Linked DNA regions of Homo sapiens: region 1 is linked to region 2. A link is a loop called in an ENCODE intact Hi-C map of the cell type or tissue named here. Cell type or tissue: heart right ventricle. All regions are shown on one strand. Links, peaks and the distances in the headings refer to the core of each region. The heading gives the core; the rest is flanking DNA. Region 1 holds the start of LINC00390 (long intergenic non-protein coding RNA 390). Region 2 holds the start of MIR8079 (microRNA 8079).

What was found. A loop is a pair of places that touch in the nucleus more often than their neighbours do. Peaks named below come from ENCODE experiments on the same cell type or tissue, not always from the same donor. Only the 100,000 strongest peaks of a DNase experiment are listed, where the experiment ranks them.
Region 1: a loop joins it to region 2, with 2.1 times the contacts of the local background. A loop is called at or near these places in 13 of 110 quality-filtered maps.

What each region holds. Positions count from the first base shown.
Region 1 is chr13:44,143,309-44,151,525 of GRCh38, forward strand. It overlaps LINC00390 (long intergenic non-protein coding RNA 390), which reads right to left and starts at 4,427. Exons shown (of 4, transcript NR_132368.1): 1 at 4,285-4,427. SMIM2-AS1 (SMIM2 antisense RNA 1) reads left to right here. Exons shown (of 5, transcript NR_104065.1): 2 at 249-429; 3 at 3,474-3,547; 4 at 4,630-4,768. SMIM2 (small integral membrane protein 2) reads right to left here. Exons shown (of 3, transcript NR_197392.1): 3 at 1-614. It overlaps SMIM2-IT1 (SMIM2 intronic transcript 1), which reads right to left. Exons shown (of 3, transcript NR_046843.1): 3 at 3,162-3,338. RefSeq lists a silencer at 371-565. In heart right ventricle, for the core only: no CTCF peak of the experiment used is centred there; no DNase peak of the experiment used is centred there.
Region 2 is chr13:44,193,199-44,201,415 of GRCh38, forward strand. MIR8079 (microRNA 8079) reads right to left here and starts at 3,002; the gene lies at 2,931-3,002. In heart right ventricle, for the core only: no CTCF peak of the experiment used is centred there; no DNase peak of the experiment used is centred there.

The sequences.
Region 1 (8,217 bases), core at 1,312-6,311, 51 kb before region 2:
TTAGCTGAGTGCTTTGGACTATCACGTCCCTCAGTGGCTCCCTGGAGGAAGAATGATTGAATGACAGGATAGGAATGGAATGTAGCCATCATCTTATCTGACCACACAGACACCTCCCAGCAGATGAATGCATCACCTCCTCATGATAATTTTGAAGACTTTCTGAGAAAGTGATAATATTAGCCTATTACCTCACAACCACAAGGAACACTACAGTGACTACAAACCCTATGTGCCTCATTCAACAGGTGTCACAGAATAAAGAAAAAGACTGGGAGAGAGATGGGAGCTGATAGACCAGAGGAGACCAAAGACTGAAACTGAAGACTAAACCATGGAAATTGGGAACAAGCACTTACTCGCTTAGAGGGTGAAAAAAGTGAATTTGCCTACAGGGCCAATTTGGAAGCACCTCTCCCTGGAAGCCAGGTTAGAATTCCTACTAAGGTGTCCTTGGCCTCTTCAGTGGTGGTGGCCTTGAACTACACAGCACACTTGCACACTCAGCTTCTGAATGTCCAGAGCAGTCCTGAGTCTTGCCTGAGAAAAATACTCAGGTTCTTGGGCTTCATCTCTCCCTTCTGCCTTCTTTTCCTCCACCTTTCCAGGTCAGCCTGGGGAATATGAGATGTGAGGAGAGGGGTGAGTGGAGGCTGAGTTTTGACCAATGTTATATGACATTTGAACCTGACCTATGGCAAAAGGAAGATCCTTTGGGAGGCAGGCCTATGTTCTCATCCCTTTTTCTGCCCCTTTGGATCAATTAGCTCTCAATCATTTTCTCTGGGACTGGTAAAGAACAGAGAGGGGCACTGGACAACATCAGCCAAGTAAAAGTAGTGCGGGGGTTGGGTCCCAAGTGATCTGTCAACATCCTGAAATGATATTTTGAGTGACCAGAGAAAATGCAGTCTCCATGAAGGAGGGAAGTCTAGGGTGATTCCTGTAGAGAAATATTGGTTGTGAGATTTAAGGGGTGAACGTGAGATAGACAGGAAATGAGGCAAGAGGCTGAGAGTCAGTGGCACCACTTGCTTTGGAAATGGAGCAAAGTCTCCAGCAAAGGCTGTGAAGCTCACAAAAGCTTGGTCCTGGGGTGAGGTGTGGGGAGGGTTGGCCATATAGGACAAGAGCAGGGCTGCAGACTTAAAGGCCCAAGGACAAGCAATGTGACTCCCTTTCCAGCAAGATTGGGACCTCACCAAACTACCATTTCCCAAGCCCCTCCATCCAACAACTGGATATTCTCTCTATGGCATGAATAATAGCTATTGTGCCACATGGTATGCAAAGACAATTATTATAGATTTGCTTTGTACTGGGCTTTTGCTAATTGGCTATAAGTGCTAACCTTTCATAAGTGACTCTAAAAAGGATGATTTCTGCACAGCTCTCTAAGCATTTGTGGACCCAGTCAGGAAAGCTGAAAGAAGCAGCAGGCTTAGCAGACCATTCTGAATAGCTTTGGAGACATAAGCCAGGGAGACCCAGAATGAGATAAGGAAACCAGTCTTCTCATTTGGAACCTAGAACATTTGAATATGGACACTTTGATGTTCACCTTGGCACCATTAGTATTGAGCAGATTTGTTAAGTATTAGTTTGAACTGTATGATGTGCTGATGTTCAGCTGTTTTTGATGCACAAAACATAGCAATTTCCTATGGCTGAATCTAATAAAATCCTGAGGTAATAAGATATTCTAAGAGATGTTAACTTAGTTGACTGGGGGAGAATGAGGAACTTTGGGGGCCTAGGTCTCTAGGAGTGAGTGTTCCCAATTATAAACAATTCATTAAAAAGAGGCTTGCAGGATCTCCAGTTAAAAATTCTAGTTTCATTTATTTATTCATTCATTGTAACAATATCAGAAATCATTGAGCATCTCCCATGTGTCAGTCACTGTGCTAGAAAGACAGAATAAAATGATGGTCACTGCCCTGAAGGAACACACAGAATAGTGGGAAAGGAGTGAGGATGGTGCAGTGGACAAGGCTATAGGGAGGGCCCTGGGGAAACAGAAGAGGAACAGAGAGAATGATTCTGGGGAAGGAAAGGAGGAAGAGAAGGAGAGGTGTGGTCTTAGCCAGAGAAGGTTTTGATGTGGGAAAGACAAGTAATAATTAACCAAATAGGAAAGGCAGGAAGGAAAGTTCCAGACAAAACCAGGCAGAGATAACCATATGATTTAAAGAAACAAGTTATATTTAGAGTGAATATAGGTATATTAAGTCTACAGAAAGGCATTTATCAAAGGGCTTTAGGCGTCTCCAAGTCAGGAACCATGTCGTATTTACATTCATATAGCCAGTGTTGTGTCCAGGACCATACCTAGCACATGGTAGGTGCTTGGTAGATGTCAAAATAAACTGGCCTGGGGAAAAAAGCCTGAAATTGAAATATACCACAAATTTAAAAGAAACTTTTTCTTTCCTGCTCCCATTAGTCTGAATTGATGAGGTTTCAATGTATTACTTGAAATGTTATGGATGAAAACATTCATTTGCAACCTATCTCTAGAAAGAGATGTGGTTATGTAACCTTTTAATCTGTGTGTCTAAGTAGATGTCAAAAGTATGTGTTGCCTTGAGGACTTTTCTAAGTCTGTTCAATGTTGCTATAATAGAATACCTAAGCCTAGGTAATTTATAAAGAAAAGAGGTTTATTTAGCTCACAGCTGTGCAGTCTGGGAAGTATGAGAAGGATGGTGCCAACATCTGCTCAGCATCTGGTGAGAACCACGTGCTGGGTTAAAAAACATGGCAGAGAAGGTCGCAGGGGAAGCGAACATTTGTGAAGAGAGGCAAAACCTAAGGGGCTCCTGGTTTTATACCAACCCATTCTTGTGGAAACTAATCCATTCTCACAAGAACTAGTCTAGCCTCCCCAGAGCAGGAACTCAGTCACTTGGTGAGACCCATGACAAGCCATTCACGAAGGATCTGCCCCCATGACCCAAACACCTCCCATTAGGACCCACCTCCCAACACCACCACACTGGGGATCCAATTTCAACATGTGTTTGGTGGGAACAAATAAACCATATCCAAACCATAATAGAGACTTTTTCAGTTCCTTATTTTGAATATTTAGTGTGTACTCTCCATAGGCCAGATGATATAACAGGCTTGTGACCACAGTGGTAAATAAGACAAATATAGACCCTGCCTTGAGAGAGTTTAATATTTAGTAGCTAAAACAGTTATTATCTGTTAATTTGCCTGGATGAATCAGAGAAGGCTCTCAAATGAAGCAGCCTCTGGAAGACGAGGGCATTCCAGGGAGGAAGGGCGGCATATGCACCAGCATGGAGGCGGGAGGAGACAGCACGATGTACCTGAAGAAGAACAAATAATGAGTGCTACTTGGGGCTATTGGAAACGAGAAGGAAATGTGGAAGAAGAAGTTAAAAAGGTGGACAAGGGTTAGCTCTTGAAGTGTCTTGAAAAGGAGTTTGTATTTTATTTTGCAGTCAATGAAGAGCCATTGGAGGATTTTAAATAAGGAACCGAAAAATGGAGTCTGAAAATAGAGGCGCAGAGACCGGTAAGTTGGTGGTTGCCAATCAGTGGTCCAAGGAAAAGATAAATGAGCAGAGCCGTGATCAGGACCAGAGAGGAGGCAACAGAAAAGAGATGCTCAGGATACAATCGATGCGCTTCGAGAGTGACTGGAGGTGGGGCACTGTAGAATAAGTGACATGGAGAGATCTAGATTGACCTCTGGGCCTACAGCTCAGGAAAATGGGTGGGAGGTGGCATTCAGAGAGACCAGGAGCACTCCTTATCTTTCAGAGCCCAACACATAATCACCAACAGCTGACTTATGAATAAGATCTTGGGGTCCTTGAAACACCGAAACACTGGAATTTTTAGAATTTTACATTCTTACTGCCCAAGAAAACCCCTTGCAAAGAAAAAAAACAACTTAAGAAAAGTAAAAGTATTTAAAAGGCTCCAACTTCTCCCAAACACCTCCTCTTTTCTGACTCTCCCAATTGTATAGTCACAGCAATAATAGCAGCCACATATTAAGTCATTACCATCTATAGCCAAATAACTGCAAAACCACAAGAGGGCAATGAAAATGGCCATAAAGGCACAGAGTAGTAATTATTTTCCCATTAGCACCAGCTACACTAATATCAACATAGAACAATTAACATTCCTAACCTCATAATTAGGCTATAACCTCTGCATGTCTTGCCAGAGTAGATTGATGAATGGCACAGGAGGAATAAGCAACAATAAGGCAGCCGTGCAGTGAGACCACTGCATCCTCACCTTGTCTGCGGGTGATCCACAGTGCTGTTGGATAGAAAGGCAGTGGGAGAACTTGGTTGTGATTTCCACTGATCTAGCCAGTCCCCAGCTAAAAGCCATCGAATTCAGCTGCACTTTCTTTGAGTCCCAGGAAGTGAGTGTTTGAGTGGGAGAAAAGCTACAGCAGTAATAACACAGAAGGCAGAGTCCTTTTGCATTTATATCTCTTTATTCTGTCCATCACTAGGCAACCATTCTTTGTGCTTAAAACTACACATCTTTGTACATGTGACACCTTCTACTCTGAAGTAACCACTTTGGTTTGCAGTGTGCTAGGGGATATCTATTCTGTTTATTTCTGTTTAGGTCAACCACAATGAAGAACAAGCCATTTTGACCTCCATCCTGGCTCATCTCCTCTGTGTTCTCATAGCATCATATTATAGAATGGATCACAAACGCCTTTGCAGTTGCCTATTTATTTGTCCATTTCTCCCTCCAGACTGTGAGTTCCCAGAGGGCATGTCTTATCTATGTTAGTAGCCACATCCCCGGTATCTGGCTCTGTGGACAACACTCCGTAACTGTTGGAGGAATGAATGAATGAGTGAGTGAGTGAGTGAATGTTTTCCCTGAAATTCAAACCTTGATGGTTGAACTTGTCATTATTTGGTTTACGGAACAAGCTAGGCTGATTGAATTGACTTGGCCAGGCACAATTAGGCAAAATGTAACACAAAGAAGATGAGTACACCAGCCTTGCTGATTGAGGAGATCAGCTGTGGATGAGCCAAGTGCCAGCTGCCAGCTGCAGTTGCAAGGCCATGTTCTTCTTCTAGCTAGGAACATTCTGTGGCAGAGACTCACTCAGGGGTCTGAATATCAGAATCACAACCAGAAAATGGCTCATTATTGCACAGACAAATAATTGGCGGCTCTCTCCAAGTAACAGTGTCTTAAGTTAGGTTCCCTAGAAGCAGATTATAAAACGAAGACTCTTGGTCAAGTGATTTACTGAGCTCATGCTCTCAGGAGAAAAGGAGTGAGAGGAGCATAATAGGCAGGGAGAAAAGCTAGAGGAGAGCTCAGCTGGCGACTGGCTGCAGCCTGATCACCTTGAGCTATGGAGCTGGCCAACCCTTTGTCTCTCTGTGTGGATTAGTCATTGGCTGTGGGCTATCCCTGGGGGCAGGAACCATAACCTCCTAGTGAACACAGCTCTTATTTCAGTAGAGAGCAATTCTCTGGAAAAGTGGGCAGCTGTGAGCTATTGAAAGTCAGTACCCAGAGCTGGAGGATGGGTGCACGGCTGGTAAAGGTGCTCTGGGCATGGCACCTCCAGCATCTACCAGAGTTGGATTGTGGGAAATATTGTTATAGTCACTTTTCAAAAGAATATATTTATGCAGCCAACAGACATATGAAAAAATGCTCATGATCACTGGTCATTAAAGAAATGCAAATCAAAACCACAGTAAGATGCCATCTCACGCCAGTTAGAATGGCGATCATCAAAAAGTCAGTAAACAACAGATGCTGGAGAGGATGTGGAGAAATAGGAATGCTTTTACACTGTTGGTGGGAGTGTAAATTAGTTCAGCCATTGAGGAAGACAGTGTGGCGATTCCTCAAGGATCTAGAACTGGAAATACCATTTGACCCAGCAATCCCATTACTGGGCTTATACCCAAGGGATTATAAATCATTCTACTATAAAGACACATGCACAGGTATATTTATTGCGGCACTATTCACAATAGCAAAGACTTGGAACCAACCCAAATGTCCATCAATAATAGACTGGATAAAGAAAATGTGGCACATATACACCATGGAATACTATGCAGCCATAAAAAAGGATGAGTTAATGTCCTTTGTGGGGACACGGATGAAGCTGGAAACCATCATTCTCAGCAAACGATCACAAGAACAGAAAACCAAACACTGCATGTTCTCACTCATAAGTGGGAGTTGAACAATGAGAACACATGGACATAGGGAGGGGAACATTACACAATGGGGCCTATTGTGGGGTGGGAGGGTAGGGGAGGAATAACATTAGGAGAAATACCTAATGTAGGTGATGGGTTGATGGGTGCAGCAAACCATCATGACACATGTAGACCTACGTAACAAAACTGCACGTTCTGCACATGTACCCCAGAACTTAAAGTATAATGAAAAAAACGAGTTAAAAAAAAAAGAAATATTGTCATAGTAATCACTACCGATTATTGAGCACCTACTATATGCCTAGTGCTGTGCTAAATATATGTATTTGCCCAGATACTCCTTTGGATACACCTGTTAGAAAGGTAATATACTAGCATTTCCATCCGGCAGATGAAACTCAGATTAGTGCTTAGAATATTTCCTTTCTGTGTCTACATTCCTATGATAGAATCAGGATATTGCACCTCCAACTGGCCTGAATTCCATGCATTCATTCTACTCATGAATTCCACCAATGCTTTTGAGCACCTATTACGTACCAAGACTACGCTAGGCCCTAGGGATATATCAGTGAAATGATAGTCTTGGATCCTTTCCTCAAAGGATAAGACTAAGCCTCAGGCCTAGATCCAATGTGATCTAATTAAAAAATATTATTTGGACATCTGCTATGTACATTCTGATTCACCACGCTTAATCAAGAAATAATCCAGACCCCATGCCTCTGTAAAAGTCCACTTGAATCCCTCATATAAAACATGCTACTAGATTGGGAAAGCCTGTTTTCAATACTTCATACAAACCAAGCACGGCAGGCACCTTCCCTGTGCATGAAGATTAAACTTGGTGATCTCTAAATTCCCTTCCAGCTATCACATCGTCAGATTCCCACCTCTGACCATCCACAGTGCTCATGTCTACACTTTTACTGGGGACTGTGATGGTCTGTTTTGTGTGTCAACTTGGCTAGGCTATAGCCAGTTACTCAATCAAACACTTATCTAGGTGTTGCTATGGCAATATTTTGTAGATGTGATTAACATCTACAATCACTTGCCTTTAAGTAAAGGAGATTATTGTCACTAGTATGGGTGGACCTCATTCAATCAGTGAAATGCCTTAGGAACAAAACTGAGGTTTCTCTGAGGAAGAAGAAATCCTGCCTCTGGAGTGTACCTTCACCTCTTCCTGAGTTTCCAGCCTGCCAGCCTGCACTACAAATTTTAGACTTTCAAGCCACCCCCACAATCACTTAAGTCAATTCGTTGAAATAAAACTCTCTCTCCCTCTTTCTCAACACACACACACACACACACACACACACACACACCTCTCCTGTTGGTTCTGTTTCTCTGGAGAACCCTGAATGACACAGGGACCCACCATGTACTTTTCTTATTGTAATATCGTCTGGTATATACAGTTTTACAGCTTCCGATGTGCATAGTTTTGGCCCATCCGGGTTACTAGTAGGCAGATGAAGCCCATGCTTAGAACACCAACAAAACAAGGGTACTAGAACATGAGAAAAGCTCATCTTCAATTCAATTAGCTTAACCAGAGTTTTGCAATAAGAACATGCAGAAATTTTGCTTACTCATAAATTCTGGTTTTTTTTAAAAAAATTATCTGTATGTGGGTGAGAAGGACTATAATCATTTCAGGTTGGAGCCCCTAAATGTATTAATCCAGCTCTGTACATCTCCAAGTAGAATATAAGGTCCATGAGGTCAGAGGCCAAGCCTTGGTTTTTTTATGAGCCTATAGTACCCAGTATGATGTTTTACAGATAATCACATACATAGAAGGTGCTGCATCAACCTATTATTTTCCTTTTGTTTTATTATCCAGAATATATTAACTTTGGGAAATGGGAAAAACAGGCTCAGAGAAATGCAGATTTGTTTGTTTTTAGGGAAATTGATTTACCATCTCCAAAGGAGAGGCTGCTTCCTCCATATGGCTAGATTTATTATCTGGAAAACAGTCCAGAGACCAGCC
Region 2 (8,217 bases), core at 2,094-7,093:
TATTACCATATTTTCAAATGTAATTTCTGTCTTCAGGGTTTCCACTATGAAGCAGAGGGAGTCCATATCCTATGTATTGACATAAGATTCGAGCAAAGGCAAACCCACGAATATGCAGTTTTTGGGAACTGTAAACTCCCTGAGTTTCATTACAGGTGCTGGAATAGGTGGATATTGAAAGGATTTAATGTGGTCTCACTACTTACCAGTGCATTTGTGAATGACCCATTCTTGTAGGACTTTATCTTGTCAACCAAGTCTATTTGTCATTAAATATTTGTGGTCTGAGTCCTTTAAAGTCATCTCCTGGGAGAACTGCATTGCCAGGTAGTTTGAAGACCAACGCCAGCTACATAGTAACATAAGGAGCCTTTGCCTTGCTTTATTTTGGTCTTAACTCATTGCTCCCCTAAGCTGAATAGGGAATGTCAGGCAGCTGTCCTTCATGCCACTGAGATTCTCCTGCCTGAGGCCCCAACCTTCCAGAAGGTTCAGGTGGCTGGGGCCTTCCAGGGGGAGTGGCTGGGTCTGTGAGGTGGCCCATGGATAGAGCTGGGGTACCCTCTTCCTCCCACCTCTCTGGGATCTGCCTGCACTGTGGACCTGGTCATGTCCTGGGGTGGGGGTGCAGAGGGCAAGTGGGGATACCAGGGGAAGAAGAAATGTCACTTGAGCTGTGGCAGACACTGGAGGGCCAGGCCCTGCACAACAACCACTGTTACCATGGAAACTCCCAAGGAGACCGCCGAAGGCCACTAGAAGCAGCCTTGGTAACATTCTTCCATTTCTGACCTCTCATTACATTTGACATAATTGACCAATCTCATTCTGGAGACTTCTCCTTCCTCGGTTTATGTGACATGAACCCTCTTGGTTCTGCTCCTCTCACCCTGAGTGACCTCTGTCAGCCTCTTTTGCAGACACTTACTTCACTCTCTCTTCATTCACTCATTAATCACGGTTACAAAAATCTGGTCTTAGGATCCCTGCTTTCTTTTTTTTTTTTCTTTTTTCTTTTATTTTGTTATTATTATACTTTAAGTTTTAGGGTACATGTGCACAACGTGCAGGTTTGTTACATATGTATACATGTGCCATGTTGGTGTGCTGCACCCATTAACTCATCATTTAGCATTAGGTATATCTCCTAATGCTATCCCTCCCCCCTACCCCCACCCCACAACCATCCCTGGTGTGTGATGTTCCCCTTCCTGTGTCCATGTGTTCTCATTGTTCAATTCCCACCTATGACTGAGAACATGCGGTGTTTGGTTTTTTGCCCTTGTGATAGTTTGCTGAGAATGATGGTTTCCAGCTTCATCCATGTCCCTACAAAGGACATGAACTCATCATTTTTTATGGCTGCATAGTATACCATGGTGTATATCTGCCACATTTTCTTAATCCAGTCTATTGTTGTTGGACATTTGGGTTGGTTCCAAGTCTTTGCTATTGTGAATAGTGCCGCAATAAATATATGTGTGCATGTGTCCTTATAGCAGCATAATTTATAATCCTTTGGGTATATACCCAGTAATGGGATGGCTGGGTCAAATGGTATTTCTAGTTCTACATCCCTGAGGAATCGCCACACCGACTTCCACAATGGTTGAACTAGCTTACAGTCCCACCAACAGTGTAAAAGTGTTCCTATTTTTCCACATCCTCTCCAGCACCCGTTGTTTCCTGACTTTTTAATGATCGCCATTCTAACTGGTGTGAGATGGTATCTCACTGCGATTTTGATTTGCATTTCTCTGATGGCCAGTGATGATGAACATTTTTTCATGTGCTTTTTGGCTGCATGAATATCTTCTTTTGAGAAGTGTCTGTTCATATAGGCATGGGCAAGGACTTCATGTCTAAAACACCAAAAGCAATGGCAACAAAAGCCAAAATTGACAAATGGGATCTGATTAAACTAAAGAGCTTCTGCACAGCAAAAGAAACTACCATCAGAGTGAACAGGCAACCTACAGAATGGGAGAAAATTTTTGCAACCTACTCATCTGACAAAGGGCTAATATCCAGAATCTACAATGAACTCAAACAAATTTACAAGAAAAAAACAAACAACCCCACCATCAAAAAGTGGGCGAAGGATATGAACAGGATCCCTGCTTTCTTTCTCCTCTTTTTTGAGATGTTTCTTCATTTTCTGGGTTTGAGCTATAAGCTTTCTAAAGATGACATAGGTGGAGTTCAGCAAAGAGAGGGAGGAAATGAGTGTTCACTGGTTGGTTGCTGCTTCCTCTGTACCTGTGGCCCGGCCGCCTGCATGTGGTGCCTCTTCTCATCCCCAAGAAAACCCTGCAAGAGTGGTGGGCCCTTAGCCTTTGCTGTTTTGTACATGATGTCCCTTTTGTCTGTGATGTTCCTTTTGTCCATGATGTTCCTTTTATCTGAAATTCTTTTTGATTTCTCCCTCCACTCACCTTCCAAATTTCTACTCCTTTTCAAAGCCCAGTTCAATTACTATTTCTTTTGTGGCATCTGCCTGAATTCCCCAAGCCCCATTAATCCCTTTGTCTGAATTTCATGGCACGAATGTCATCCTTCTATTAGATTATTTACCACATTACAGTACACAGTGTAGTTTGCTAATTTCCCTCCCTGTCCCCTAAGGTTGTCTTTGGGGTGCTAGAGGACAAGATGAGGTCTTATCTCTCTCGGCATCCTGACATCTATCACAGTGCCTAACCCATAGCAGGTGTTTCACAAACATTCCTTTATCGTGTAATAGCTAGCGTTTGTTAGCTCAGCGCATTATCTCAGGCAGTCCTCCATATAACCCTATGGAGTTGGTCATTATCTGATGAGGAGAGTGAGCTTTGAAGAAGTTAAATAAATTGCCCAGGACCACACAGGCAGAATCAGGACGTTAACCAGCACAGACTGAATCTCGAGTCCACACTGTGCTGCATGGCCACCCTCTGGAGGCCTGTGATGTCCCCTCTGACTGCTGCCCTACAGCCAGCAGAGACGATCACTGAACCCAGGCACTTGCACAGCCCAATGCTGAAGAAGGCAGGTGTGGATGCATGAATGAAAGGTGAAGGAGCAAGTGAGTAAACCCACTCTCTGAGTCTTTCATACAATCCAGCTTTCATTCCTGCTCATTCACCCTACCCTCTGCTCCTCCCTTTTAGTCCCCTAAGTACCCCTCCAGCCCTGACCTCCCTTGTCTCACACTGACTTCCTGCAGCACCTCATTGGTGGGTTCCTCAACCCACAGCCTCTTTTTTCCTGTCTCCCTCCCTGTGCCCCACAACACATACAACACCTAAAAATTAATTCTCAAGCCCTGTTGTCAGATCCACACTCCAGGATTGATTTTGGCTTCTGACTCATTGTTGAGTAAAATCTCAGCACTCAAGGCTAACTGTCATTTCCCTACATGTATCTATCACTCTAAACCAAGCAGCGTTGTTGACTGCCCCTGGCCTGTGATTTGCCTGTGTTGCCTCCAGATCTTTTCCTGAGCTATTCTTCTGTGTTTTGAACACCTGTCCCATATCAGGAAATGAGCTGGGTTCTGGGAATACAGAGATTAAAACTTCAGTCTCTGATGCTCCTAGATTAGTGCAAGACAGCTGAAAGAGCAATAACAAAGTCCCATCACTATGGCAGGTGATTCAGAGGAAAGCCCAGGTTGCTATGGAAGCACCTAGGTCATCTACCTTCCCCATCTCCAATAACATCAGCCCTCAGAGCCTTCTCCGTCTGACCCGACTTACCTCTCCTGGGGGGCTTTCTGTGCCTGACGCTTCATCTGCTCCTCTCATTTATGCCAAATTTTCAGAATATATCTGTATTTGTTGATTTATTCATCTGCAACAATATATTTGCTGAACGTGCCTCCTCAACTGGTGAACTGTAATGGGGGAGGAGAAGACAAAAGAAGGCCAACTGGAAGAAATGAAAATGGTGTGTCTCCTTAAGGAGGTTGGATCCCAGAGAAGGAAGATAATGGGAGAGAGAGAGGTGTGGCTTTTGTTGGGCTTCCTCCTAACTATCCATTTTGGTGATGGCTGAGTGTGTCCTGAAGAGAAAGGATTACATGTAACTCAAACCTGATCCACAAAACTTCTGTAGTCCAAGCAACTTCGTGTGAGACCCTTTAAAAGAGCAGACCACAAAGTTAGGATGCAGTGGCTATACAGCCGAGCTGACCACTGAGCACAGGAGACAGAGCCTTGGAACTCTCAGAGATACTGGGGCGGGGAGGGGCTCGTATTGTGAAGGGAGGACCAAAGTCCCACAGGGGCATGCAGCTGGGCAAGCAAAATCTGGTCTGCAGTCGTCCGTCTCACTTGGGTCTAAGGCTAATGAGGCCTGGGGAACACTCACAAGGAGTCTAGTTATGGCTCTGTAGTAGTTTACCCATTGACTGAAGCAAAACAGTCTCCACAAGAGATCCCAGGAGAAACAGAACAGCTGGCCAGGCTCACCTAGCTGGTCCCATAACTTTTCCCACCATCCTGCCAGGCAAACCTTGTCATCTCAGCACCTGGATCCAAGACACTTTGCTGCCATGTTTCCTCACATCTCATCCTCTCTCCCTTCCTAGTCAGAATTCCACATTTGTCACTTTCTGACCTGCATTTGACAACACTCAATGTTGTCTTATCCAAACAACATCTATGATTCAGCCTTCTTGCCCTCAAGTCCAGCATGTTCCCCTCTGGCTCCAAGCCCCTTTCCCTCCAGCCTTTTACAACCACATCACTCCATGTAAGTCACTTGTCCTTTGAACCAGCTGATCTGTGGGCTGAGGAAAGGGTGCTGGGAGCTGAGCTGTAGATGTTCTCTTTGCTGTCTGTCATTCTAGGGGCTTGCCAACATTGGGCAGAGTCTCCTGCTGGCTGAAACTCTCTCACCACAAAGGATTTCATTTTATGTCAGCAGTTTCATAGGCTGAGGGAGTGATAGAGATAAGAGAAACATGAAGAGAATATGCCACAATGACTAAACTCAAGATAGATTTGGGGCAGAGATGTAGAGATTTGGTAAAAGTCCAGAAATCTAAATGCTGGGTGTGCTTACTAAGTGTACCTGTGCATTAAGCTAAGCAAATGGATTCCCTGTCTCCTTGACAACCAGAATACAAACATGTCTTACCTGAATTATCCATTCTCTTTGCCAAAGCCAGTGCATAATTAGTTGGGGAAAAATATACATGCAAGATGAAAGAGTCCACAGCTCTTAAACAATATCCCTCATTGCTCTCTGGTGGAGAGTTCACCTACTCAACCTCACTAACATCTCCCTTGCCTCATTTATCAGCCATGCCTTTCACTTACTGGTGAAAAGCTAATATAGCCTTGCTTCTCCCTCTCAGTCAACACTATTTAAGGGACTGATAAGAAAATTCACTAGGAAGGTTTTTCTGGAAAGCTCTCTATTTATAGAGACACACTGAAGTAGCCATAGACACCAACTGTTAAATTGCCTCCTCTGTGTGTGAAGGCCATGTTGTCACCATCTTAGACAAGGAGGAGATACCTTTCCTCCTCCTCATGGAGACCATGCTTCTATTTGCTCTCTCGGCATGCAACACCAGCCATCTCAGGGATTTGCCTAACAAGCTGGACTATTTCCAGGATATGGGAGGCAGCAGCCTCTAAATGCTTAGGGGTTTTAGGGGCACGGTCTCCTAAGACAAGCAGCAACCAGAGTAAAGAAGTCAGCCCTGAGAAGATAGAATCTCAGCCCTCAAGTCTGGAATGTTCCTTCCCCTATACCTATCCTCACCATCACAGCCCAGGGCTAATGGGTGGACTGTCAGCATGGGAGGACCATGCCCTGACACCCTCCTGGTGGGACACAAAGGGCCTGAAGGCTGCATTTAGAGCGAGTCATCACACTGAGCACACACACACACACCCCAGCCTTGTACCGCAGGGCAGAACCTCCCCAGGGGTGGAGGAGGAAAGGATGGGAGCCAAGTGGGTGACAGGAAGAGAATAAACATCAGGGTAGGGGCCCTGGGTCTTCAAAACAGTGTGAAGCAACAGGATGAATGAATTAAAGTGGATTGCGCTCCAAGGCCCCACACCTTGGTCGCTATGTCAGGTCTTTTCAGGATAAGTCTGAACACTGTGTGAAGAAGAGAAGGGGTGTGAACGTGTGTACGTGCAATAGGGTATGTACACCACTCCATGTGGATCCTGTGTGCATGTGCTGGTGCTTCTGGACGTGTACAAACCCATATGATGCTGCAAACTATACAAGCACACCACATGTTAGCCTAACCACAGAAGCATTGCCAAACCCAGTTCTAATGTGAAAAGCCTCTTCCAAGAGTTGACAGAAACCAAATTCAGGTTCACATTCTGGGCATCACTTAGCATAGCTGGGGAAGGAGGAGAGTTAAGTAATGAGATGCAATGGAGCAAAGAAGAATGTCTACCCATTGTCATCACCAACATCCTGGTGGGGAGGTCACTTGGTGAGGAAAAAATAGGACCCATTATGAATGAGTTGGGATTGGATTCCTGGTGGCCTTCCCAGAAAGCATTCTGCTGTCTTGTGAGAAGCAGGAACCAGAGACAGAGAGGCTGGCTGTGCAGATTCCTTCCAACCCTGCCAGCGGTGGCTTAGTGTGAGGTGCAGGTGGATTTCTTGACAGGGATACATATCTTGGAAGTGGTAACAGATTTATGGCAACTAATTGCACAATAATAGCTGGCCCGAACAGAGCTCTTGAGCAATTGCCAGAACTCTATATTACTACTATTCATTTACATAACAAACATTTTACACCTACTTATTGAGAATAACTAACCTTTATTGAAGGTCACATGCTGTTCTGAGCTCTACATATCTATTAATATCCACAATGACTCTATGAAGTGGGTACTGTTGTTACCACTCACATTCTACAGAGGAGGAAACTGAGGCATAGTGAGCTTAAGTAAGTTCCCCAAAGTCTCTCACTGTATGCAAAAGCCAGGGTTAGAACATAGGAAATTTTATTCCAAATCCCACACTTTTAGTCAGTAAACATATCTGCTTCCTATATTTACTTTTGTACAAAGCTAGTACAAATACTAGGCATTTGAAAGAAGCTAAAATATCATGATCCCTACCTTTAAAGGAGTTTATAGTCTTGGGGGAGAAACAGACAGTGCTGCTTTCTGACTTAAGCAAATTCAGCCTTTCAGAAAATTTCAGGTTCTTTTTACAACTACTATTAACCTCTTGAGGTTAGAGACTTCTGGGGAACTATAAATCCCTTCCCTATGACCTCAAAAATGTCTAATTGAACTCCATATGACATATAGATGCATATTGGCAAGGAAGCACAAATACACTCATTCAACTTGTTCGGCAGTTTGGGGAAGACCCACTCTGGCCTAGCCACTCCAGCAAGCACCATGCATTGAAGACTCCAGCTGGGGCAGATGTCGTGATAGTTCTAGGACAGCACTGGACAGTTCTGGGTGGGATCAGGCAAGAGGGTCCTCTGTGAAGGAAGGGACAGAGGGTCATGGGCTGACTGTGGTTCTAGGTTTACCACCTTATTGTGCCTTGTTCATAAAGGAGAGCAAAGCAATATTTCTAACTACTCCCAGTCTTGACAATATTCATATTACCAAAGAAGTGATTTCACTGAAGATGTGGGGAATGCTAAATAACGCCCCTGCAGATTCTGGTTCATGATCAGGCTCCTCATGGGCTGGCTCACCACCCTGGAGTGTTGCTTCTGATTTGGTGCTTAGGCCTCCTGTTTTACAGGTCCCACCTGATTACCTCCATGTGTCCAAAATCAGCACCATTGAGTCATTTTGTTCTCGTATGCCTTCCCCAAATGGTACTTTGTTGTTCCAAATTAAAATAATTGGCTGGGCGCAGTGGCTCACACCTATAATCCCAGCAATTTGGGAGGCCAAAGTGAGAGGATCACTTGAGCCCAGGAGTTCGAGATCAGCCTGGCTAATACAGTGAGAACTCGTCTCTACAAAAAATTTAAAAATCAGCTGGGCGTGGTGGTGTGCACCTGCAGTCCCAGCTACCCTGAAGTCTGAAGCAGGAGGATCGCTTGAGCCCAGAAGGCCAAAGTTGCAGGGAGCCATGAACACACCACTGCACTCCAACCTGGGCAACAGAGCAAGACCCTGTCTCAAATAAAACTGAAAAATATAAAATAGAATAACAGAGAACATCCCATAATATAAGAAACATTGTAAGGACCTGAGTGTAAGGCAAAGCTGT